Linked DNA regions of Mus musculus: region 2 is linked to region 1. The links are chromatin contacts, found by Hi-C or POLR2A ChIA-PET in ENCODE. All regions are on one chromosome and are shown on one strand. Each heading gives the region's core, a stretch centred on a gene start or an enhancer-like site at or near the end of the contact. The rest is flanking DNA. Distances are from core to core; before and after follow the strand shown. Region 1 holds the start of Sdc3 (syndecan 3). Region 2 has its middle 5.6 kb from the start of Gm42316.

Evidence for each region. Hi-C counts contacts between places; a loop is a spot of excess contacts on that map. ChIA-PET counts read pairs that join two places held with the same protein, here RNA polymerase II (POLR2A).
Region 2: a loop to region 1 is called in a map of heart, with 2.9 times the contacts of the local background. The contact joins the enhancer-like site here to the promoter of Sdc3 in region 1. A Hi-C loop is called at or near these places in 9 of 37 maps with a recorded cell type or tissue (Patski, adrenal gland, gastrocnemius and 2 more). POLR2A ChIA-PET finds 5 or more read pairs at or near these places in 3 of 5 experiments (Patski and embryonic stem cell).

Annotation. Positions count from the first base shown.
Region 1 is chr4:130,790,499-130,795,669 of GRCm38, forward strand. It overlaps Sdc3 (syndecan 3), which reads left to right and starts at 2,039. Exons shown (of 5, transcript NM_011520.3): 1 at 2,039-2,304. The coding sequence starts at 2,173.
Region 2 is chr4:130,838,699-130,843,869 of GRCm38, forward strand. No RefSeq gene overlaps it. Among named protein-coding and RNA genes, the nearest start is that of Gm42316, 5.6 kb to the left of the region's middle. Within about 2 kb of position 2,478, at least 1 of the 3 ENCODE cell types and tissues checked has a DNase peak (open chromatin) inside an H3K27ac peak, as active enhancers do; it is heart, where a contact is called at or near this core.

The DNA of each region.
Region 1 (5,171 bases), core at 789-3,288:
CAACACTGTCAGCCTTGCTTGCCTCCCAGCATGGGCAGCTCAGTACTTTGCCCATCAGTCAGATCCAGCTGCCCCAAGGTTTTCTTTGCACCAAGTTGACATGCCACTCCTTGGGTCTCCTTCTTGATTCCAGCTAAACCTTTTTGTTTGTTTGTTTGTTTGTTTGTTTTTTTTTTTTTTTTTCAAGACGGGTTTCTCGGTATATCCCTAGCTGTCCTGAAATTCACTTTGTACACCAGACTGGCCTTGAACTCAGAAATCTGCCTGCCTCTGCCTCCCAAGTGGTGGGATTAAAGGCGTGCACCACCACCGCCCGGCCCAGCTAAACCTTTGAGAGCACCTCAGAACCAGTCCCAACCACATTGATTGAACTCCCAGTACACGAAAAGGAAGAGCTCACAAAAGCTTCCCAGCCTGTCCCCTGACCTGGTACACACAAGGCATTCAATATGTTTGTTGAATGAATAAGTGAAGCCCATATGGTCTTCATTTCCATCAGACATTGGGGAATAGGCTCAGAGAGGTGAAGTTGTACAAACAAGTACCAGAGCCCATGGTTGTCAGAACCAGGATTTGAACCCAAGCACTTGCTTAACCCAAAGCTAGAGTCCCTCAGCTCCTGGCTATGCTAGTGATAAAGCCAGTTCCTGATTCCTAGGCAGGTCAATCTTTTCATGTTGTATTCTTCAAGGCATCTTAGCTTCAAATGCCAAAACGCATCGAATGGGATTGATTTAAAAGACTCTTTGTGAGGGCCTGGGGATGTAGCTCAGTTGGTGGAGCACATGCCCTTCTGCACAAAGCTCTGGGTTCGGTTCTTAGCACAGCACAAATTGGATGTGATGGAGGTAGTAGGAATAGATGTTCAAGGTCATACTCAGCTACATCACAAGTTCAAGGTCAGCCTGAAAGTCCATCTTCCTTAAAAAAAAAGTGTCAACATTTATTTTTATCATTTTTAAAGGATTTATTTTTATTATTCGTGTGTATGTGTGCACACGCGGGCATGCGTGTCACACCTCTGCACATTAATGCAGGTGTCCTTGGAGGCTAAAGGTATTAGATCCTCTGAAGCTGGAGTCACAGGGCGTTGTGTCTAGCCTGGTGTGGGTACCGGGAACTAGTCACTTACATCTTTAAGTAGTATGCTGTATCTCTCACCAGCTCTCCCTCCCCTCTTATATTTGAAAATACAGAGACTCAGTATGTAGCCCAGGCTTTGAGATCCCTCTGCCTCAGCCTCCTAAGTCATGAGTACTGGGGTTACAGGCAGCTACTACTCAGGCTTGGCTCGTTCTCAGCGATCTGTAAGCCACAGAGTGGACGCCCCCCCCCCCCCAGGATGTCTACCGAGGTTAGCTAGGCAAGCCTTGCATACCTGTGATGCCCCAGCCTCTCACTCCCTCTGGGGAACCCATCTCACACTCTGCCTTATATGGTGCGGAGCTTCATGCTCTGGGTTTCTTTCCAAGGACACATGGCCATCAAATGGATAGTGCCGATTGCAGGGACATCAAAGGGTGTCCTGCTCAGCTCACATGCCAACTAACCAACGCCTACCCTTACCAGCCTCCCCGGAGACCCCTTAGTGCAACTGAGCCCCTGTGAATGGGAAACTGGAGACTTCACCAGCGTGTGAGCAGCAGACGCGTGCTGGTGTTCGCCATGCGTGCCTGTAGCTGACCCAAGCCCCTGCTTCCTGAACTCAGGGTGGCTAGGGGCCTGTGTCTCTCAGACAAACAGGCCAAGGAGAAGCTCAGGAGGACCAGGGGGAACCCCGAGTCGGGGTCCTCTGACACCACCCTACTGGGAGCAGAGAGACCCGGGGTGCTGTCTGGAAGAGCAGGTTCTCCCGCGGCTCGCACACGGCGTGCTTCGCGGATCCACAGTAGGGGGGCAGACGTCAACGCCCCTCGCCCCCCCCCCCCTGCGCGGGGGGAAACTGAGGCCGGGGGCGGTGTCGCGTGCCGGTGTCGCCGCGGCCCCGCCCTCCTGCTCGCCCCGCCTGCGCGGGGGGCGGCGGCGGTGGCGGCGGCGGCGGCGACGCTTCCTGCGGGCGCGGCCGCTGTGGGCGCGGAGCCGCGAGCGAGCGAACGAACGAGCGAGGCGGAGCCGGCGGCCGAGGAGCCGAGCGCAGGTCCCGCGCAGCCCGCGCCGCGAACAAAGGCCGCCATGAAGCCCGGGCCGCCGCGCCGCGGGACCGCACAGGGGCAGCGCGTGGACACCGCCACCCATGCGCCCGGGGCCCGCGGGCTGTTGCTGCCACCGCTGCTGCTGCTGCTGCTGGCCGGCCGCGCCGCGGGGGTGAGTGATGGGCCCCAAGAGGGTCCCCAGCGTGTACCCCGCGTGTCTTTGCGTGTCCCCTCGTCGCGCGTGCCGCGCTGGGTGTGTCCCGGTCTCATGGGGTCCCCTCCCCGCCGGGAAGCGTGTGCGTCCGGTATCCGCTGGGGTCGCCTTCTCCCCACCCCCACTCCATCCCAAGCTGCCTGCAGGGCCTTGGGGGCATTGGAGGAGGAGGGGGTGGGTCGATGAAGGTGACCCGCGAGGGTGAATGAGGGTGACCCTGTGTGTGTGTGTCTGCTTCTAAGAAGGGTGCGTGGGCACCTGTGGGTGTGGGCACGGGAGAGGCTCTGTCCATATGGCTGGATGGCATCCGCATCCCGCTCCACACTAGGGTGACCCATTCTGCACGCTGTGTTCCACCATGGCCAAGGCTGTGTGACTGTGGGTGAGGGGGTGTGTGCTTTGACCCATGGACCTGTGTGAAAGCACACGTATGTGTGTGCAGGTGTGTAGCGATGGTGGACCTGGCTCAGCTCCCACCCCAGAAGACATGGGTGTGTGTGCCATCAGAGGTGGGTACCAGGTGACCCCTGACTGTCCCTTTGAGAAACCGAAGTAGCTAAGGGATTGAACTTGGTTCTGGTTTCACTAGCAGAACGGGAGGAAGAGGGTCGGTCCTGCAGGTGGATGAGCCGGGTCCCTGCTCTGAGGAACCCAGCTCCCAAGTGAGTTCTGAGTTGACAGGTGTCTAAATGTGGGCTGAGTGAGCTGGGGAGTTCTAGGTCCTACCCCCATGTGGCTGACTCCAGGAGCAATGGCTGTCCCTACCCACTCAGATGACCACCAGAGCCCAGGCTGGCCGGCACGCCCCTTCTCTCCTAAGCAAGGTGGCCAGATTGTAGGGAGGCAGGCAAGACTCTGAGCTGCCCTGACAACTGTTAGCTTTGGGGAGGGGACCCCAAGATAGTACCTGGTGGTCGGTTCATGCCTTGCCCTTTTTTTCTTTTCTTTTCTTTTCTTTTCTTTTCTTTTCTTTTCTTCTTCTTCTCTCTCTCTCTCTTCTTCTTCTTCTTCTTCTTCTTCTTCTTCTTCTTCTTCTTCTTCTTCTTCTTCTTCTTCTCCTTCTTCTTCTTCTTCTTCTTCTTCTTCTTCTTCTTCTTCTTCTTCTTCTTCTTCTTCTTCTTCTTCTTCTTCTTCTTCTTCTTCTTCTTCTTCTTTTTCCTTTTTTTCCTGATGGGGTGAGGGGAGAGGTTCCTGAGCAAAAGGCAGCACTACCCACACTGGCAGTGGGAACTGCTTTTCAGCAGCATTATAGAAAATTACCCTTGACATCAAAGATCTGGTTTCAAAGTCCAGTGAAGACCACCACCCAATCACAGTGAGGTCTTGAGCCAGCCTGGCCACTCCTCTGAGTCCCAGCTTTCCTCTCTGCAAAGACGGACTAAGGGTGCCCTCCGGGGAGGCAGAGTGGACACAGAGGCACCTTTGAAGGCATTTTGGTGTTGAGTACAAAGGGCTCAGGACAAATGGCTTCACTGGAGCTACTGTCCCTAGGAAGGAATAATACACATTCTACCCGTAGTGAAAGGATTCAGGGAGATTTTTGAGGACTCAGCACATAGTAGGGCTTCAACCAGGTAGGTGTGAGGGCAAAGTGGAGCTGGCATGATTGAGACTGATGCTGAGTGGCATGCCCAGATGGTGACCTGGCTGAGCGAGGGGAGAGATTGTGGTAGGGATGGGTCTCAAGAGGTATTCTCTCTGCAAGCATGCTGTCCTCCCAGGGAGGGGCTGGGACTGTAGAGGAAGGACTCTCTGCACTGTTACCTGGCCTGGAAAGCTAAGGGTTAAAGGATGCTTCTCAGTGAGGGCTGAGGCTAGATCAGAAGCCCAGGTAGTAGTTCCAGGAATGGTCTCTGGTGACAGCAAGGGACTGACAGTGGTTGGCTCAGCAGGGGAAAAACAGGATGACCCTGGGTCTTCTTGTTAGTCTGGGAGAGCACGGGATCAGGGGAAGGGAACTCCAGGGAGGAGAAGGCTGGTTTGATCCAGGCTGTGGCTGTCAAGTTGGGGGTGTGTTCTGACCTACAGATTCGAGGCTTTGGTCCTGAGAGACTGACTGTCTAGGGCTCTGAGGTCCTCAGACCACCTCAGCTTTTCTGGTTAGGTGACTCCCAGAGTGACATGGAATGTGGGGACACTAGAAAGTATAGCCTTTGGAGAATGTCCTTTAAAGGTCCAGATCTGGGAGTGACCATAGATGACACTCAGTATTGCTGTCAGGGGTGGTTATTCAACTGATTTGTGGCTGTGTGACTTTGTGGAAGTGACTTAACTGTCCCATGCCGTGGCTTCCTCTCTCTCTAAGACGGAGCAAAGAGTGAAAGTGTAGCCATAGCACTTGGTGCACGTAGATTCCTTTGTGGAGGAGGTGGGGGCAGAGTCTCATGTAGCTCAGGCTAGCCACGAACTTGCTACATAGACAAGGATGAACTTGAACTCCTACCCTCCTACTGCCCAAGTGCCAGGATTACAGACGCGAGTCACTGCGTCCTGTTTTTTTTTTTTTTTTTTTTTTTGTCAGAGTTACTGTCCTGTTTTGAGGTGTGAAGTGGCAGGTGAGGCTTATTCCTGGCATCCAGGAACCCTCTCCTTTTGCCCTTCCAGACTGGTGACCTCACTCTAGAAATGAAAAGCTGGGGACTGTTCCAGGCAGGGCACCACAGTAAGCAATAGGATTCAGAGGCTCCATAGCTGCTGGGCACCAAGAGCAGATATTTGCTGTGGGATTTGGGCAATGCTGTCATCTGTCTCAAGACTCTCTCTATGCATTATACAGCGCCAGGCTCAGCCCCTCCCTCCCAGGAGCTGGAGTATGCTGCCTTTCC
Region 2 (5,171 bases), core at 1,228-3,727, 49 kb after region 1:
GCACCCACCCCCAAGTTACACAGACACACGGCCGCACCCACAGGCCTGCCGCAGAAGCCTAGAAAGCAACGTGGCTGCAGTTTTACAGGGTTTCCCCCTCTCCATCTGGGACATTTTCCTGCGCCCAGTCGTGCCTGGGAGCCTGCCTGTGACCTCCATTCCTGTGGCTGGGACCACGCCTCTGGCATCAGGAAGCAGCTGGTTCAGCTTCCAGCTTTGGAAAGCAAACGTGGATGCTAACGCCCCTGAGAGGAGGGAGCTGTCACGGGGCTGCGGGGCAGTGCTCTGCTTTTGGGTCAGTCTTCCTGAGGCTCAAATGCTGCCTCTTTTACAGTGCTCACAGGCGCTGAGGTGCAAGCCCTGGGGAAGGAGGAAGTGGAGGGGTCCATTATTTCTGTGCTATCCCAAAGGTCCGTGGTGGCTTGGGTGTCCTGGTCTGAGCACACGGGAGATGTTCAGCACACTGCTGAGGACTGGGTTTGTGGAGCAGTTACTACTGATGCCACTTGCAAACACGGACCTGAGGGTCCCGGAGGGCAGTTTGGTCCAGGTGGAATGGCAGCTGAGTGACACAGGCTTCCTGCCTAGAACCCTGGAGGTCCTCTACAGTCATCACCATGCTTAGTCGTCCCAGTCTCAGTTTCTTCATCTCCACAGTGGGTTGCTGGTATAACAATGGGGAGGGGGCAAGGGAGCCGCAGACAGCTGTTTAAGATGAGGAGCCCTTCTCCAGCACCAGCCTGGGTTCTGCGCTTTGCCTTGTTTTAATAAGAGAGATGGGGGGGGGGGGGGGCTCTGACCTGCTAGCTTTGAAATTCTTGTTGGTTGGCCTGGAACTCACCAGGCTGGCTGGCCTGAAATTCAGGGTGATCCTCCGGTCTCAACTTCCCAAATGCTGGGTCTCACATGTACCCCTCGACGCTGGGCTTCTGCTCTGAGTCCTCACTTCATTCCCTCAGTGAGGGCTGGAGTTGGGCAGCTCAGGGAAAGAGGACAGAGAGAATCTTTTGAGGTGACAGGTTGGGGACCTCCTAGGGGTGGCTCTCACTTTCTGACTGATTTTTGGGGTTAGCCTCAGTCACTTGGCTCCGATCCTCATTCCTCTGAGTTCCCCAGCTCCAGTCCTCTCTGGGACCCTCCTGAGCCTGGCCAGGGGCATCCTTGAGTGGAGTGTGCTGGTGAGCCCTCACCCTGGGGTCTCTTTGTCTACATGGTGGGGATGAGGACCCACAAGTGTCAGGAAGCCACTCACAGGGACTGTGGGATGGACGACAGATCTGCCAACAGTGGCCCATGGGGCTTCTGATGTCACAAACTCAGGGATGGGCCTGTCCCATAAAGTCCCTACAAAAGCTATGCAGAAGTGCCATCTTGGGGATCCCTGGTGTGGATTAGCTGTGTTCCCCCACCTCCAAATGCAATCTAAGTGCTGACCTCTGCTCTCTGAATGTGTCTTTCCTTACCAGACAGTTTCTGCTGGTGGGATCTGGTTTAGATGATGTCATTGCAGGCTCTGGTAGGTAGGTCCAGTGCCTGCTGCTCTTTAAGGGGGACATTTGGACACACAGGGAATGGCAGAGGCAGCGGTTAGAATTTGCTGCTACAGGCTGGTGAGAGCCGGGAGTCATGCGTGGGTCTCAGTCTCCCTGGGAACCCCAAGGAGGATGCAGCCCTGCTCTGCCCTTGGCCTTTGGGCTCAGCCTCCAGGACTAGGAGAGAACAGATGCTGTTGTTCGAAGTTTCCGTGCTGGTGGTCCTGACCCCAGCAGTCCCGGGCAAATGCATAAACATGCCAGAGATGAAGAAACTGAAGCACAGAGAGGCGAAACCCTCAGCCCAAAACACACAGCAAGCTGGTACTGTAGTCAGACAGACTCTGGGGCTGTTTGGCAGCCAAGCTCATTCCCCTGGCCAGGGGCTGGTGGACTGGCCACCTTGTTTTGTGGTCATTTGTACCCAGGCTCCACACCATGGTCTGTCTGTCCCCAAGGACAACTGCCAAAGTGCACACTTGAGATAGACACATGGGGCCAGCAGGAGACCCCATGACACGCTTCTCAGAACACAAGCAGGAGAAAGGAGTGCAACATTCATGTCTGAGGTCACCAGACCCTGAGGGTCCACAGTGTCCCCATGACAGTGTCCCCATGACACCATAAGACAGAATACGTTTGGTACCTAGAGCTCTGGACAAGGTTTCCTGAAGTTTCAGTCTCAACCATCACCGGCTTTGGAACTTGAGAAACTTCCTTAGTTTCCCCATCTGAAGAATGGGTATAGGCTCCCAGGGCCCAGGATGTAGGGAGGGAACATCTTGGTGCACTGCAGAGACAAAGGACCCTTGTCTCTGCAACTTTCTCACCCACACAGGCTTCGGGGTGACGCAGGGGAGGTGATCTGGGGACAGATTTCACCGTGGCTAAGGGGAGGGGAGAGAGGCAAGCAACTTCACCCTAGCCTTTCATTCCCTCGGGAAACAGGAAGTCCACTCTGCCCAGGCGCTGCCCTGACTCCAGGAAGCCAGATGACCCCTTCCTCTCCTGTCTCCCTCCCAGCTGGGGAAGGAATTCTCTGTACTGTCAACAGCCCTGCCCAGCTTCTGAATATGATTCTCTGAGCTGGGGAGGTGGGGCAAGGCACTGCCCAGACACCCCCCTCATTCTATTGGATGGTTTGCTGAGGCCCAGAGAGGGGAAGGCACGTGCTTCAGGCCACAACAGCACACACAGCACACAGGGCCGGTGGGTAGCACTTGGGAGTTAGGAGTTCTCGAGCTTAGCAGGACCGATGTCACAGAAGGGCAGTGTGCCACCTCCTTCATGGTAAGCCCCTCCAGGCCAGCCCCCTCCCCTGAGGGCCTCCAACTGTCAGGTTCCACCCACACAATACTCTAGCTACCCTAAGGCCAGACCCAGGCCATGTCTCAGCCACCCAGAATGGCTTGCACTGCTCCAGTCCCGCCCACCCCCATGACTGACAGCTGGCTGCCTTCCAGTCTCCTCCACAATGTTAGCCACACAAGCCAGGCTGCTTTGCAGTGGCAAGACCCTCCTTGTGCCTGGCTTCTGGGGAAGATGTGGCATGGGTCTGAGCTCTTTGCTTGTTCATCTCTTCCTGCTCCAATGCAGACAAAAGGCTGAGACCTTGGCAGCCATTCTGGGATAGTGAGGCTCTGAAGATCAAGGTGCCTGTGGAGGGTGTCTGAGGTATGAAGTGCCTCAGTGCCCTGGGGGATACCTCTTCCCTCCTGTTCTTTGTTTTTTTGTTTTGTTTTGGTTTTGTTGCTGTGGCTTCCTTCTCCTCCCCTTCCTCTTCCTCCTTCCTTCCTTCCTTCCTTCCTTCCTTCCTTCCTTCCTTCCTTCCTTCCTTCCTCTTTTTTCTTCTTCCAAGACAGGCTCTCACATAGCCCAGGCTGACCCTGACATTTCTATGTAGCCCAGGCTGGCCTTTTAACTCCAGATACTCCTGTCTCATTTCCCGAAGTGCTAAGATGAGAGCTGTGAACCACTCCACGAGGAAAACTGACGTTTAAAGCAGACAGTACTGCGGCTCAGAGATATATAGGATGACTAACTAAAGTCAAGATCACCAGAGTGAGCTGAGAACGTTTGTGGGGAAAGCCCCAGCAGAAAAGGGTACCCAGCAGCAGCCGACCCCAGTGTAGGCAGAGTGTGCCCTGGGTGCAACTGGAGATGGATCCATGGGACAGCAATGGAGTACCCAGAGTGAGGGTCCTGTCACTGTTCTGAGTCCTTGACTGTGTACTGGCATGGGATAGCAACAGGAAGACAGGACCCAAGTGCTGTCTGACAAGTGTCTGTCTGGCAAGTGCTGAGGCCAAAGGTGCTCCACAGAAAGCCAAGGTGCTCCACAGAAACCCCAAGATGCTCCAGGGAGAGCCAAGGTGCTCTACTGAAATCCCAAGGTGCTCCAGGGAAAGCCAAGGTGCTCCCCTGAAATCCCAAGGTGCTCCAGGGAGAGCCAAGGTGCTCCACTGAAATCCCAAGATGCTCTACGGAAAGCCCAGTGCCTGCTTGCAAGTTGGGGAAGAAGCATCCTGGGCAGCGTATTCTATTGCACATATGACCTTGCCCTGGCTGCTGTGTGATCTGAACCAGCTCCTGCCCTCTCTGGGCCTTGGCAGTGGTGTGGGGGAGGTGCTGTGCTCTCCTACGAAGAACCTGGTGTAGCAGTGGGAAGATTTATTTTTCTGTGTTTCTAAGTCTCTTTTATGTGCCTCTTCTTTCAGCCAGAGGTGCCAGGGTCTCAGGGAGGACCAGAATTTGGGATCTGAGGACAAAGGGGAAGGCTTGATGTTGGCTTCTGAGTGAATCTGCAGCTGCAGTTGTTAGCCCACTGACAATGGCCCAGAGAGCAGGCAGGGGAGGGGCTTCTAAAGCTAGGCACACTCTTTAGACACCAAGAGCCAGATCACAGGACTGTGTGCAGGAGGAAGAGAGCAGGGAGAGGACACAGAGGCCATCATCCTGGGAGTGAGAGGGACAGGGAGACACTCAGGGATCCTGGGGTCCCGGGTGGGAAGGGCCTGGGTCAGCCTCTGCTTCTCATGAGGGGAAAGGGGAGACAGGCCTTGCTGGCCCCTGGGGTGCACAGCTGCCTCAGTCTTACCTGCCAGGACACTTCCTGATCCATGGAGTTCTCCTGGAACCAGTGCAGGATTTGTGGGGTCCAAGGAGCCAGTGCCAACTGTGGTACCAGCCTCCGGAGGCAAGGGGAAGAGCCACAGGTAGAACAAGTGTTGCCTGGGGCACAGGAGTGGGTGGGTGTGGCCCAATGTGCATGCCCACCCTTCTGGTTCCTTCTAGAAGCCACATCAACCCCTGTCTCCATCCGGGAAGCCATGATGGGGAAGGACTATTTTTTTTTCTTGAGTGGGTCTAGGGTTGCAAGCACAGGTCTGCTGGATAGGCACTCTACCACCAAGCTGCAGCCCAGATTTTAAAATGGTTTCTCTCCAGTTTTTCTTTGTAGTGCTTGTTGGAATCCAGGTCCTCACAAATGCTATACTAACACTCAACCACTGAGCCACACCCCTGCCATTTGGGAACAAAGTAGAAAGGAGAGGGGTCCTGAAATATTAAGTATTTGTTCTCCTCCACACAGCCACTGAGTCAATCCCAGAGACATTGCAAAGCGACAGAACCACATCT